Regions from separate parts of the Homo sapiens genome. Here all the other regions are linked to region 1. Evidence: read pairs that join two places in POLR2A ChIA-PET (ENCODE). Cell type or tissue: PC-3. All regions are shown on one strand. Links, peaks and the distances in the headings refer to the core of each region. The heading gives the core; the rest is flanking DNA.

Region 1 (4,406 bases), core at 237-4,236:
CATTTAGAATGGTGTCACTCATTAGGGTCTCCCAAAGGCTCCATTCAAAATAGCGTCTTTAAGTACCCACTTGAGTGCCATGAAGCCATTAAAATAGGCATCATTTCCACTCCATCTAAGCTTTCCATCAGGGTGGACAAACATGTTGAAGGGCAGACAAACAGAGATACACAACATTGAGAGAAACATAAACAAATGGAGACCCTACCCAGCAAATAAATACAATGTTAAATATTGACATTCTGAGCAGGGATTATTACTTGTTCTTAAGTTCTGGGTTAAGATGGTTGGAGCCAGGCCAGGGTACATGATTCACTACCCTGTGCAAACAGATTGGATTATTCCTCCCTCTCCTTTCATCCTGTCTCCAAATTTGGGGTTTTAAAAATGCATTCAGTAAACATTTATTAAATTTCTTCTATTTTCTAAGAGTTACATACCAAGGATACAAAAAATAAGACACATTTCTGCCTTCTGGGGGCTTGGCAATGACAAAAATTAGGAAAATGCAAGAACTTTTCATTAAGAAAGTATTAGGGACCCTTCCTATAAGAGACCCAAATCCAAATAAACATGTAAATGTGTAGATTGCCATCTAAATCAACTTGGCCTCCAAGTTTTACCCAGGATTAGTTAAAAGCCCAAGTTAGTTTATTCCGTGGGAATTGCCTTAATTGTCTTATTTTAAATTAATTGAATTCTTTTTTATGGGTCAGATGAGTTCATCTCATTTTGACTGGAAGCTGTTTTCTCCTCTCTCTATTTGTAGGAAGCAGCAAGCCTAAGTAGATCAGCACTGTGGCTTGTATCCATGTGGATGTAGATGGCTAATGTCACCCTTTCAGGCATTTTTACATATGAAAGATTCTGGATACAGTTCTGTCAGGAGAGTCCCTGAGTCCATGTTCAAATTTTCTGACTTAAGAGATCATCTCTTAGCAACAGCTCAGTCGCTAGTATATTGGTTCCTCTGAAGATCTGTTATGAAAATAGTTAATGAGCCAGGGCAGATAAAGTGGACCTGGAATCCTCAAAACATTTCCCAAGGACATAACGACTTCCACAAACCAACATTTTCATACCACCTTTTATACCAATGTGCTCACAGCAAGAAGCTGCCTGCTGAAGATTGGGTATATTTGGTCAAGGGTATAATATAAATCTCTTCCATATGTTGGCTGAACATTTATAGGGCTATCACTTGGTTTTCTGACACGTAACTTGGTTTCATTTGCTGTCTTAATTCTAGATTTGCTTCATACCAAGTAATAAGTTGGATCTCATGCCAGCCTTGTCCAAGGGTCTTCCGTAACCCTTCCAAGATGGGTAAGATATTCTTCTCTGAGCTCCCAAAATACCCTTTGCATTTCACTATCACTGCTTTCCCCTCATTTTTAAAATTTTTGTTTTGAGACAGGTCTCACTCTCTTGCCCAGCTGGAATGCAGTAGCGTGATTATAGTTCACTGCAGCCTCAACTTCCTGGGCTCAAGCAATCCTCCCACCTCAGCCTCCTGAGTAGCTGGGACTACAGGCATGTGCCACCATGCCCTGCTAATTTTTGAATTTTTAGTAGAGACAGAGTTTCACCATGTTGCTTAGGCTGCTTGCTTTATTTTCTAATGTTGAAATTTGGCAGACGTTTTCCCTTTGCTACAGGATGAAGAATACTTGTATTAAGAGAATAATTTACACACACACACACAGAGAGAGAGAGAGAGAGAGAGAAAGACTATGACATCTAGCTGGTTACAGTTGAAACAATGATTCTGACACTGAAAAGGAATTCAATATGCAACTAGCAGACATTTGACCCTGAACAAACAGTGTGTATGTGATATCAAGTCAAAACTGGAGAAGGAAGAATGAGGCTTATTTCTTGAAAGGAGGTGGTTCTAGTGAGTAAAAATAATTCCTCAGGGAGTCCCATGAAAATGGCATGGGTTTCATCCAAAAAGTCAATTATCAGGACCAGTTAAAGCAGAGTAGAAGAATTATCAGACCCTCTAACAGGCCTGCCTGTGCACGGTTAAGGTATAATTTAACACAGAGCAATGTATATTTTCTTGTTATAGAGTATGTAGTTGTCTTTGCTTGCTGATTGTCTGCATTTCTGTTTTAGATTAAAAAATCGAGAGCTTCCCTTGGCTGCTTCTGAGCCAGAGGACTGCTGAGCGGGATTGCGGAAGAAGGTGAGATTCTACCCAGGGTGACTGTCTGTCCTCCAATCCATTATTCTCAGACTCTGCTGACCTCAGATCTCGAGTCATCCTTGCCACTTTTACTAATAAATACTAACAAAAACAAGCAGACCCTGTGCATGTTTCCAGGCACCGGGTGACCCAGCCTGTCCCCTGTTCCACTTATTCAATGCTGCTCAGAAACCGCACTGGATTTGCTGCAGAGGGCCTCGGCTATGATGCAGAGAATATGGTCTTATTTCCTTACATGATTAATGCCAAGGCATGGCTTGGTGAAAAGAGGATTATGCCAGACCAATGTTATTTCCTTTTGTGCTAAAGGGGCCGGGTATATGGTGGTGGGTGGTGGAGGGTGGAGGGTGGGGTGAGTGAATCAGCCCGTGTGAATACAAATAAAGCAGTTGATTCTGTGTCACACGATAGTCTAAGCAAGGAGCTGAGATACTGGTAATACTATAAGCTTATTGAAAACTCCTCAATAGTAATTATCAGTGGTTCCTTATCAACCCAAGGACACCCTTAGGGATTGTTCTTTATCACCAATTTAGATGAAAATATTAAAAGTGGTCACTAAATTTGGAGAGGGCACTCATTTGCAGGGAGTGGATGATATCAATTTGATCGTTTATTTCAATATGACTCTGAAACATCAGAAAATGTATCCATTAATAGCAAAATTTGCTTTTAATCTCAACAGAGACAAATGCACATTAAAAGCTTTAGAAATTAGAAATATAGACTCAAGGTGGCATTAGGCTGAAGAGCCATAAATGCAGAAGAAAGTGCTTCCAGTCAGAGTGGACAACAAACAGAATGAGTTAGCAATGTAGTAATATAATTAAAACAATTCCTTGTGACTCAAGGATAAATTAAAGAAAGTGTGCTATGCAAAGAAAAGAAATCATCTCTTCATGGTGTTTAGCATTATGAGCAGTTGGAGTTTATTTTTTATGATTTCATTTTTTAAAAAGCCAATATTCTAGAGAAATACAATAACAGTGATGATACGGATGACAAATAGAAGAAAGACAAAAGTATAATAACTCTTCACATTTGAGATGTTGCTGAGGCCCTGCTTTCAGTGTCTGTTACCTGAGATAGCATCATTGGATCTTAAATGTTATTTTGGGGGCTTTTGGACAGGATCAAATTTTACAACTTTGGAACTCAGTTTTACAGAATAATGAAAAAATAGGTAAGCTGATCAGCTAAAATTAGCTACTAATTATTTGCAAAGCACTCCTCTATCAGGTTCTCCTCGTGCTTGTCCTACTTTTCTTTGTCCCTAGCTGAAGACAAAAAAAAAAAAATGTAGAGACCGTTTATCTTTTTAAACAACTGCAGAGTCACAGCAGCACTTTCTGGCCTGAAATTCAGGCTTCCTTTGGTATTGATTCTAAACAATTACTGCTCTTGACTAAAATGCTAAGCCGTAAATAAGGAAGGTAGTAAACCTGAGGTTCTCCACTAACATATCTGGCAATTAGATACTCCCAGGATTGCTGGGCTTAGGAGCAAACTCGGGGGAACTGAGCTGGCCTGGGTGAGAGGTGCCTTTTCTGGCTTCTCTGGTGCCCTGTGCTTCCCTCCCCCGTGCCATTCAGGACACTTTCATATTGTACTTTTCTGCTTGCAAGATTGTGTTCCAGATCAGTGCTTCTTAAACATCACTGTGCATTCAAGTCACCTGGGGCCCTTGTTAAAATGCAGTTCCTGAGTCAGCAGGTTCGAGGTGGGGCCTGATAGTCTAAGTTTCTGGTGTGTGCCTGGGAGATGTCAAGGCTGTGAGTCTGGTGGCCTGCACTTGATTGAGCAGTAAGGCCAGCTCCTTGAAAGCTGGAGGGAAAGTCCCTCGCTCTTTTTCTCTTTTTTTTTTTTAAACTTACTATTGAAGTATAACATATATGCAGAAATGTGCACAAATTATCAAAGTTCAATGTATTTTCAAAAAGTAAACACATCTGTGTAACCAGCCCTTGTATCAAAAATTAGAATATTGGCCAGGCACGGTGGCTTATGCCTGTAGTCCCAGCACTTTGGGAGGACGAGGCGGGCAGATCACTTGAGGCCAGGAGTTTGAGACTAGCCTGGCCCACATGGCTCTAGAAGTACAAAAATTAGCTGGGCATGGAGGTGCGCACCTGTAATTCCAGCTACCTGGAGACTGAGGCATGAGAATTGCTTGAACCAGGAGGCGGAGGTTGCA
Region 2 (4,406 bases), core at 246-4,245, 1.0 Mb after region 1:
CAAAAAAAGGAGAGAAAAGGATTTCCTCTCTCTCCTGGAGCTGGGACCTACTCTTCTCCTCCTGTCCTTGGATATCAGGACCCCAGGCTCTCCAGCCTTGAGACTCTAGGGCTTACATGAGCACCACCCACCCCACCAGGTTCTCAGGCTTTGGGGCTTGGGCTGAGAATTACACCATTGGCATCCCTGGTTCTAAGACTTTTTGACTTGGATTGAGCCACAATACCAGCATCCCAGGGTCTCCAGCTTGCAGATGGCCTGTCATGGGACTTCTCAGCTTCCAGAATCATGTGAGCCAATTCCCTAATAAATCCCTTCTCCTCTGTCTGTATATGTATGTATGTATGTATGTATGTATGTATGTATCTATCTATCTATCTATCTATCTATCTATCTATCTATCTAATCATCCCCTGTTGGTTCTCTCTCTCTAGAGAACCCTGACTAGCAGTGGTGCACCTCCATAGGTATCAAAACCCATTTCAGGAAAGGTTTCAAAAGCCCTCTATACTTGTGAGGCCCCTGTTTATCTCTTGAGTCTTAGCTTTTGCCACATCTAATTTTAAACTCTTCAACTATCCTCAACTACTTAAAGTTCCTGGGATAAAAGCTCTGTTCTTTCTTTCCCCTGGGCCTTTGCACATGACTTTCTGCCAATCATAGTACTTTCTTCTTCCACTTCCTCTCTCTAACTTCTACTCAGCCTTCAGGTCTCAGTTCAAAGACTGGGAAACATTTCTTACCTCACCCCCTATCAACCTCTGATTAAGTTCAGGACATGCTACCCACAAATACAGCACTTTGGTATTTGAGAAAACAGCAGAAGCAAGTAGGTCCATCTCATCTTCCTCTCAGCCTTCTCCCTTGAAGCAGGTCATGAGACCTCATTGGAGAGGTCCCTCCCTATACCTAGAGGAAAGGGACATCCTTATCTCTGAACACACAGAGACACAAAGAAAAATCGGAACAAATAGGTCTTGCTAAGTGGTCCCCTCACACTTTATTAACATTAGATCATACTTTTTATCCAATTATATTTTTCCAGGACCATCCACTTCTCCATCAAACCTAGCATAAAATATACACAGATTTACCTGTTTGTTTGGGCCATTTCCTTTTTTTGTTTTTTTGAGACGGAGGTTTGCTCTGTTGTCTGGGCTGGAGTGCAGTGGCTTGCTCTTGAATCACTGCAAGCTCTGCCTCCCGGGTTCAAGCGATTCTCCTACCTCAGCCTCCCAAGTAGCTGGGATTACAGGCGCATGCCACCACACCCAGCTAATTTTTGTAATTTTAGTAGAGACTGGGTTTCGCCATCTTGGCTAGGCTGGTCTCAAACTCCTGGCCTCAGGTGATCAGCCCACCTCAGTCTCCCGAGGCATTACAGGCGCGAGCCACTGCACCCAGCCATTTCCTTTTAAAGTCTCCCATGTCGCATGAAACTTAAATAAATAAATGTGTATACTTTTCTTGTTAAACTATCTTTTGTTATAGGGGCTTCAGCCACAAACCCAGTGATGATCAAGGAAAAAATATTTCTTTTCCTCCCCTACATCCCGCACTCCACTATGCTCCTACAGTATCTTGACCTCAGCCCTAGGACAGCTACTGTCAAACTATTGCAATTGCTTATGGAATGTGTCTGTGTCTTCCCTTAGACTGAAAGCTCTGCGAGGCACTATGTCACATTGAATTTTGCAACCTTAGTTCCTGCCACATAGTAGGTGCTTAATTAATAAGTATTTGCTGGCCAATTACTGAATAATCGTACCCTATTAAATTGCCTAGAATACTAGGGGTTATGAGAAGACAGCAGAATTGATGACTATAAACCTTTTTCTTTTCTTTTTTTTTTTTTTTTTTTTTTGAGACAGGGTCTTGCTCTGTTTCCCAGGCTGGACTGCAGTGGTGCAATCATAGCTCACTGGAGCTTCAACCTCCCCAGCCCAACTGATCCTCACACCTCAGCCTCCTGTGTAGCTGGGACTACAGGCGCACACCACCTCACCCAGCTAATTTTTGTGGAGGCAGAGTTTGACTATGTTGCCCAGGCTATTAAACTCTTAATGTTTCCTTGGACACATACAGGTCCTGAAGGGGCAATCTTTCTGGGTTAGAATTCACAAATCTGCACTGTGTTGAGTCATCCAATCTTTCTGGTTTGGGCAGTTCTGATGACAAGGTATTCCTCCTTGGGTAGCCTGGGCTGGTGGGCTCCTCTAGCTTATATGTGCTAATTCATTTAAGAAATTCTGAACAGGCCAAGTGCCGGTAATCCCATCACTTTGGGAGACTGAGGGCGGATTGCTTGAGCTCAGGAGTTCTAGACCAGCCTGGGCAACATGGCAAAACCCTGTCTCTACAAAAAATAGTGTGCCCCTGTAGTAGCGTGCCTCTGCAGTCCCAGCTATTTGGCAGTCCGAGGTGGGAGGATGTGGCTTGAGCCTGGGAGGTTGAGGCTGCAGGAGCTGTGATTGCCCCACTGCAGTCCAGCCTGAGCAACAGAGTGAGACCCCGTCTCAAAAAATAAATAAATAAATAAATAAATAAATAAAATTGCCTAGTAGAGTGCCTCTTTGACTTCACATCTTCATTAAGTGCCTAGGAAGGGGTCTAGCACAAAACGACTACCAAAGATTTTAAGATTGGGATAAAACCTAGTCTGAAAACAAGATTTTCCTTGTAACACATTTATTGAGTTATACTTCACAGACCACAATTCACCTATTTAAAATACACAATTCTATAGTTTTTAGTATATACTAGTTCACACTTAACCCTGGGGGATACATTCCAGGACCCCCATTGGATGCCTGAAACTGACGATAGTACTGAATCCTATATATACTGTTTTCTCTATACATACATACCTACGATAAAGTTTAATTTGTAAATTAGCAAAGTAAGAGATTAACAACAATAACTAATAATAAAATAGAACAGGCTGGGCACAGCGGCTCACGCATGTAACCCCAGCACTTTGGGAGGCCAGGGCAAGCAGACTGCTTGAGCCCAGGAGTTCAAGACCAGCCTGGGCAACATGGCAAAACCCCATCTCTATAAAATATACAAAAATTGCTGGGTGTGGTGATGCATGCCAGTGGTCCCAGCTACTATGGAGGCTGAGGTAGCAAAATCACCCGAGCCTGGGGAGGTCCAGGCTATAGTGAGCCATCATTGCACCCCTGCACTCCAGCCTGGATGACAGACCTTGTCTCAAAAATAATAATAAAACAGAGCAATCACAGCAATATACTGTAACAAATGTATACTGTAATACAAGTTACTGTATATTGTAACTGTGTCTCTAAATATCTTATACTGTACTCATCTCTTTTCGGACCTCAGTTGTTTATGGGTAAATGAAACCACGGCAAGAGAAACTCTGGAGAAGTGGGGACTACTGTATGCACAGAGTTGTGCAACCACCAGGGTTGATTTCAGGACTTTTTTTTGAGACGGATTCTTGCTGTCACCCGGGCTGGAATGCAGTGGCACGATCTCAACTCACTGAGCCTCTGCCTCCCAGGTTCAAGTGATTCTCCAGCCTCAGCCTCCCGAGTATCTGCATTACCACTGCCCACCACCACACCCAGTTAATTTTTGTATTTTTAAAACAGACAGGGTTTCACCGTATTGGTCAGGCCGGTCTTGAACTCCTCTCCCCAAGTGATCTACCCTCCTCAGCCTCCCAGAGTGCTGGGATCACAGGCGTGAGCCACCACACCCGGCCAATTACAAGACATTTTCATCACCCCAAAATGAAACCCTGTACAGTGGACTGAACACGGCGGCTCCAGCACTTTGGGAGACTGAGGCAGAAGGATCCCTTGAGGCCAGTGGGTCCGGAGTCGGTTCTTTCCGGTGGGTTCTTGGTCTCACTGACTTCAAGAATGAAGCTGCGGACGTTGGTGTTGAGTGTTAAGAAGTCACAAAAACGGTGTGTCCAGAGTTTGTTCCTTCAGATATATCCACAGTGTCTTCCTTCCAGTGGGTTCGTGGTCTTGCTGACTTCAAGAACGAACCCACAGACCTCTGTAGCGAGGGTTACAGCTCTTAAAAGTAGCGCAGACCCAAACAGTAAGCAACAGCAAGAATCAATCTGAAGTGCAAAATAACAAGGCAGAACACGTTACCACTTCTGACTCCGGTGGCCAGCTTTTATTCCCTTATTTGGCCCCTCCCATGTCCCGTTGATTGGTCTATTTCACAGAGTGCTGATTGGTCCATTTTACAGAGTGCTGATTGGTCAATTTTTATGGAACGTTGATTGGTGCATTTACAATCCTCTAGCTAGACACAGAGTGCTGATTGGTGTATTTACAATCCTCTAGCTAGATAGAAAGGTTCTCCAAGTGCCCACCCCATCCAGAAGGCGCGCTGGCTTCACCTCTCGCCAGGAATTTAAG
Region 3 (4,406 bases), core at 246-4,245, 58 kb after region 1:
AATTGATAACTGCATTTTGGGGAAATGTCCTATTTTATTTTAATTACTTAACAATATGTGAAAATCAGTTAAGACTAAGAATATTTCCAAATTGTGAATTGACCTCAGTTCAGTGTTCTAAACATTATTTTTTGGGACTCTGGTGGAAATTTACAGGGATTGTTGTTGGGGTTAAATTTGGTAATTTAGATTTGCCTTAAATGGTGTAATTTTAAGTTTAATTTTTAATAATTGAAAAAATATTGTCTTTTATTTAAATCTTTAAAAGACTATTTGCAACAGGAACGCAGTATTAATAACACAAGTTGTTACATATTTGTGTTCGTTATTTATATTAATGAAAGTGTCAGCTAGATGCTACTTATCTTTATGCTGATGATAGATTACTCTTAAAGTACAGTCAGCCAAGATTCTTACCGGCTGTATTCAGCTTCATTTCTATCAATTTCATTTTATTCCTAGTTTTAGTCCATTTTATTTTTATATTGGTACAGTTAATGTTTTGTTCATAGCAGTATCAAAACAATAAGAAAACTGACAATTCAAAGTCAGATATGTTGTTTTTCTTTGACAGCCTTTCTTGCTTTTGGTGCTGATGGCTTGAGGGAGGAAATAAGTGGAAAGAGAAAGAGAGGATTAAGCCAATGATCACTAGAGCAAGGGAATAAAAGTGCCTTAAGACTATAGATCACATTTAAATTTAATAAGATGTATTATTTTTCATTTATAGTAAATAGTATTTGAAAGACTATGTTTTTTGTCTGCTTAGTTTTAAGTTGTTGAAATGATTATGGTTTGTATGTTTGTGTATACAGTAATAGTCGATGTCAGCATAACTCTAGAATAAATTACAGTGGAGTTGTAGAAGTAAAAATAACTTCCACATTGTAAACTAATTTGCTAGTAATGACTGAATTAGTATATCATTCGTTAAATCGGCCACCCCCTACTTTGAAATGGGAAATTGGAATTTTGGGGAATTATTTACCAATTTACTTAATAAATGTAAGATAATATTAATACAAAATAAATATGCAAGGCTGTCTGTACATGGATAACTATTTTGATGCTTTTTGAATTTTGGACTTTGTAACATACAGAAATTATCACTAAATAACTAATTTTATAGCTTATTCAGATTTTGTATATACATAGAAAATAGTCTGTTTAATAAATTTGTACCTAGAGCATATCAGCAGGTACTATGCTTTAAGCTTTTCTTTTTATTAGTATAGTTTTAAAGCTGTTCACTTTTTTTTTATGACACGAGTGTTAATTAAGTGAGGTGTTGATGGATATGTATCTTTTCTAGGACACTTTTGTTCTTCACATATGCTGTTCCTCATTGTTAGCTTTTCCTGAGTAGAATTTATTAATTAATCAGTCCGAATTATCAAAATGTTCACTTAATACAGATGATTACATTTATTTTATTTAAGTTCTCAACTAGAATAATCAGCAATATTGGTTGGGTACTTGTTTCCTTTATACTAGCCACCTAATATTCTATTCTAGGAATGATAATGAGTAATTACAATTATTTTATCTAGTACAATGCTGGCACATGGTAGAAGTGTGTTCAATAGATGTAATGGCTATTATTATAACATTTCTGTTTGTCTCTCTCTTTTTAAGAGAAATTACACTTAGAGGTAGTTGCCAGATGATACTGGTTACTGGCATTCATGATGGAATAGCATAGGAGTGATGCTGTTGATAAAATTACATCTAGGAAAAATTCCCTATAAAGTAGAGTGAACTTAGGTATAATGAACTAGTGCTGTTAACCCCTAAAGTCTTTGAAATACTTGATGTTCATTAGTAATTTTTTTGTTTTTAGGAACATCACCCTTTTATATTATGTATTGATTTATTTTAGAGACAGGGTTGTATTATAATTGTTTTTAGGAACATTACTCTTTTTATTTTATGTATTGCTTTATTTTAGAGACAGGGTTTTGTTAGTCTGTTCTCGCATTGCTATAAAGAACTACCTAAGACTGAGTAATTTATAGAGAAAAGAGGTTTGATTGGCTCACAGTTCCGCAGGCTACAAGGAGGCATGCAGGGGAGGCCTCAGGAAACTTGCAATCATGGTAAAAGGCAAAGGAGAAGCCGACCCCGTCCTGCATGGCTGGAGTGGGAGGAAGAGAGAGAAGGGGGAGATGCTACACGCTTTTAAACAACCAGATCTTGTGAGAACTCACTCACTATCACAACACAAAGGGGAAGTCTGCCCCCATGATCCAGTCACCTCCCGCCAGGTCCCTCCTCCAACACTGGGATTACAGTTTGACATGAGATTTGGGTGACGGCACAAATCCAAACCATGTCAAGGGTCTTACTGTGTTACCTAGGCTGGTCTTGAACTCCTGGGCTCAAGAGATCCTCCCACCTCAGCCTCTTAAAGAGCTGGGATTACAGGCATGCACCACCACACCCAGCTTTTTTAAAAAAGGAATGTATTGCTTCATGAGTGAAAACAGGATGTCAGGATTAACACTTTAGGAATTTTAGACATATATTTATTTTATATGGAAATGTAAGGCATACCTTAGTATAGCAGTATATAAAAACAAATAGTGCAGTATGTTGGAAATTTTATGAAATGTCCCATAATTCCTAGGACTTGAATACTATTACACAGTAAGCTCAGGCTATTTTAGGATAAAATAATTTAGCTCAAATAAATATTTTATTGTACCACTCTTTTATGGCAGTCAAAAATTTATTCTCTGACCTTTTTCTCATTTGGTACATTTATTGACAGTATGTTACGTATGTAGCTCATTGTTTTTCTCCTGCTGGTTGTGATAGGTTTTAAAACCAATTACTAAGTCTAACCAGCATTTAAAAAAAATTAAAGACTAGAATAGAAAATATAAAGTACATCAAATATAGAAGGAATAAGTATTGTTGTGCAAAACATTGTGTTTTCCTGTAGTCCTTATTCCCATATTTCTTACTATAGGTTGAGATAAAAATAGTTTGAAATACTTCAGTGTAGGTGCAGCTATGCTATGTTGACTGTTAAACAGTGAAAATATAGACAGTTCATTTTTTCAAAAAGGACACACGATAGATTAGGGACTTACTCAAGAACCTAGTGAAGGGAAAGAGTGTAAGGTATGGGCAAGATACAGACTTGGAAATAGATGGGAAGAGGAGACATGGGGGAGGGAGAAAAAGAGAATGAGTAGGGAGAGGGAGACAGAGAATGAGAATGAATACTGTGTTCCTGAGTTGCTACTTCAGTCTGACTTGTTGAATGATAGGGTATTTTTTTTTTTTATGATTGGGTATTTTTAATTTAAAAGAACTTAATGGGCAGGGGAGTTAATTTCACTCTTGTATTTCTTTCAATGGTTTATTGTCTCTTCCTTTGTTTTTTTCCGTTTCTGAGTTTGGGCTAATGGGCATTGACTTTGATTGATTGTCAGAGGTATATACGTTTTTGAGTTTGAGTGATAACCATATGACCTATAAACAAAGGTAGTAGTTTCTTGGTTTTAGCTTCTCATCACTTCAGCTGAACTCTAGGGTAGATGTAGGTGAGGATTTGCTAGTTCTATCAGATTTTTTCTCATCATTTGTTGCTCAGGAAACTGCCAGTTTTAGGTATCGAGGACCAAGAATTGCTTAGCTCCTTTTGCCCTGTCTTGATGAGTCAAGAAGTCTTTGCATAATAATTGTTATGAGAGACCATCATGGCTCACTACAGCCTCAACCTCCTGGGCTCAGGATCCTCCTGTCTCAGCTTACCAAGTAGCTGGAGCTACAAGCATGTGCCACCATGCCCAGCTAATTAAAAAATTTTTGTGTGTGTGGAGATGGGGGGTCTCATTATGTTGTCCTGACTGGTCTCAAACTCCTGCCCTCAAGTGATCCGCCTGCCTTGGGCTTCCAAAGTGTTGGAATTGCAAGTGTGATCATCTGCACTTCGTGTGATTTTTGTTTTTGAATTACCCACACTGTAAGTATGGATTATCCCAGACACAAGTTTTTTGTTGTATATAAAAACTCCTTGGCCGGGTGCGGTGGTTTACGCCTGTAATCCCAGCACTTTGGGAGGCCGAGGTGGGCGGATCACGAGGTCAGGAGATTGAGACCATCCTGGCTAACATGGTGAAACCGCGTCTCTACTAAAAATTCAAAAAAAAAAATTAGCCGGGCGCGGTGACGGGTGCCTGTAGTCCCAGCTACTCAGGAGGCTGAGGTGGGAGAATGGCGTGAACCCAGGAGTCAGAGCTTGCAGTGAGCCGAGATCGCGCCACTGCACTCCAGTCTGGGCGACAGAGCAAGACTCTGTCTCAAAAAAAAAAACAAAAAACAAAAAAAAAAACTCCTTTCCAAATCTGGGGGACTTCCTTTTCTTCTCCATTAATGGTGAGTAGAACTCCAGGATT

Evidence for each region. Peaks named below come from ENCODE experiments on the same cell type or tissue, not always from the same donor. Only the 100,000 strongest peaks of a DNase experiment are listed, where the experiment ranks them.
Region 2: POLR2A ChIA-PET joins it to region 1 with 5 read pairs; 1 of 35 experiments calls an interaction of 5 or more read pairs at or near these places.
Region 3: POLR2A ChIA-PET joins it to region 1 with 7 read pairs; 11 of 35 experiments call an interaction of 5 or more read pairs at or near these places.

Annotation. Positions count from the first base shown.
Region 1 is chr1:227,368,719-227,373,124 of GRCh38, reverse strand. No RefSeq gene overlaps it. Among named protein-coding and RNA genes, the nearest start is that of LINC01641, 23 kb to the left of the region's middle. In PC-3, for the core only: no CTCF peak of the experiment used is centred there; DNase peaks (open chromatin) are centred at 304 and 2,464; H3K4me3 peaks cover 1,343 bases; H3K27ac peaks cover 3,481 bases.
Region 2 is chr1:226,320,935-226,325,340 of GRCh38, reverse strand. No RefSeq gene overlaps it. Among named protein-coding and RNA genes, the nearest start is that of LIN9, 14 kb to the right of the region's middle. In PC-3, for the core only: no CTCF peak of the experiment used is centred there; a DNase peak (open chromatin) is centred at 2,150.
Region 3 is chr1:227,310,611-227,315,016 of GRCh38, reverse strand. The region is part of intron 1 of CDC42BPA (CDC42 binding protein kinase alpha); the gene reads left to right. Among named protein-coding and RNA genes, the nearest start is that of CDC42BPA, 5.7 kb to the left of the region's middle. In PC-3, for the core only: no CTCF peak of the experiment used is centred there; no DNase peak of the experiment used is centred there; H3K4me3 peaks cover 789 bases.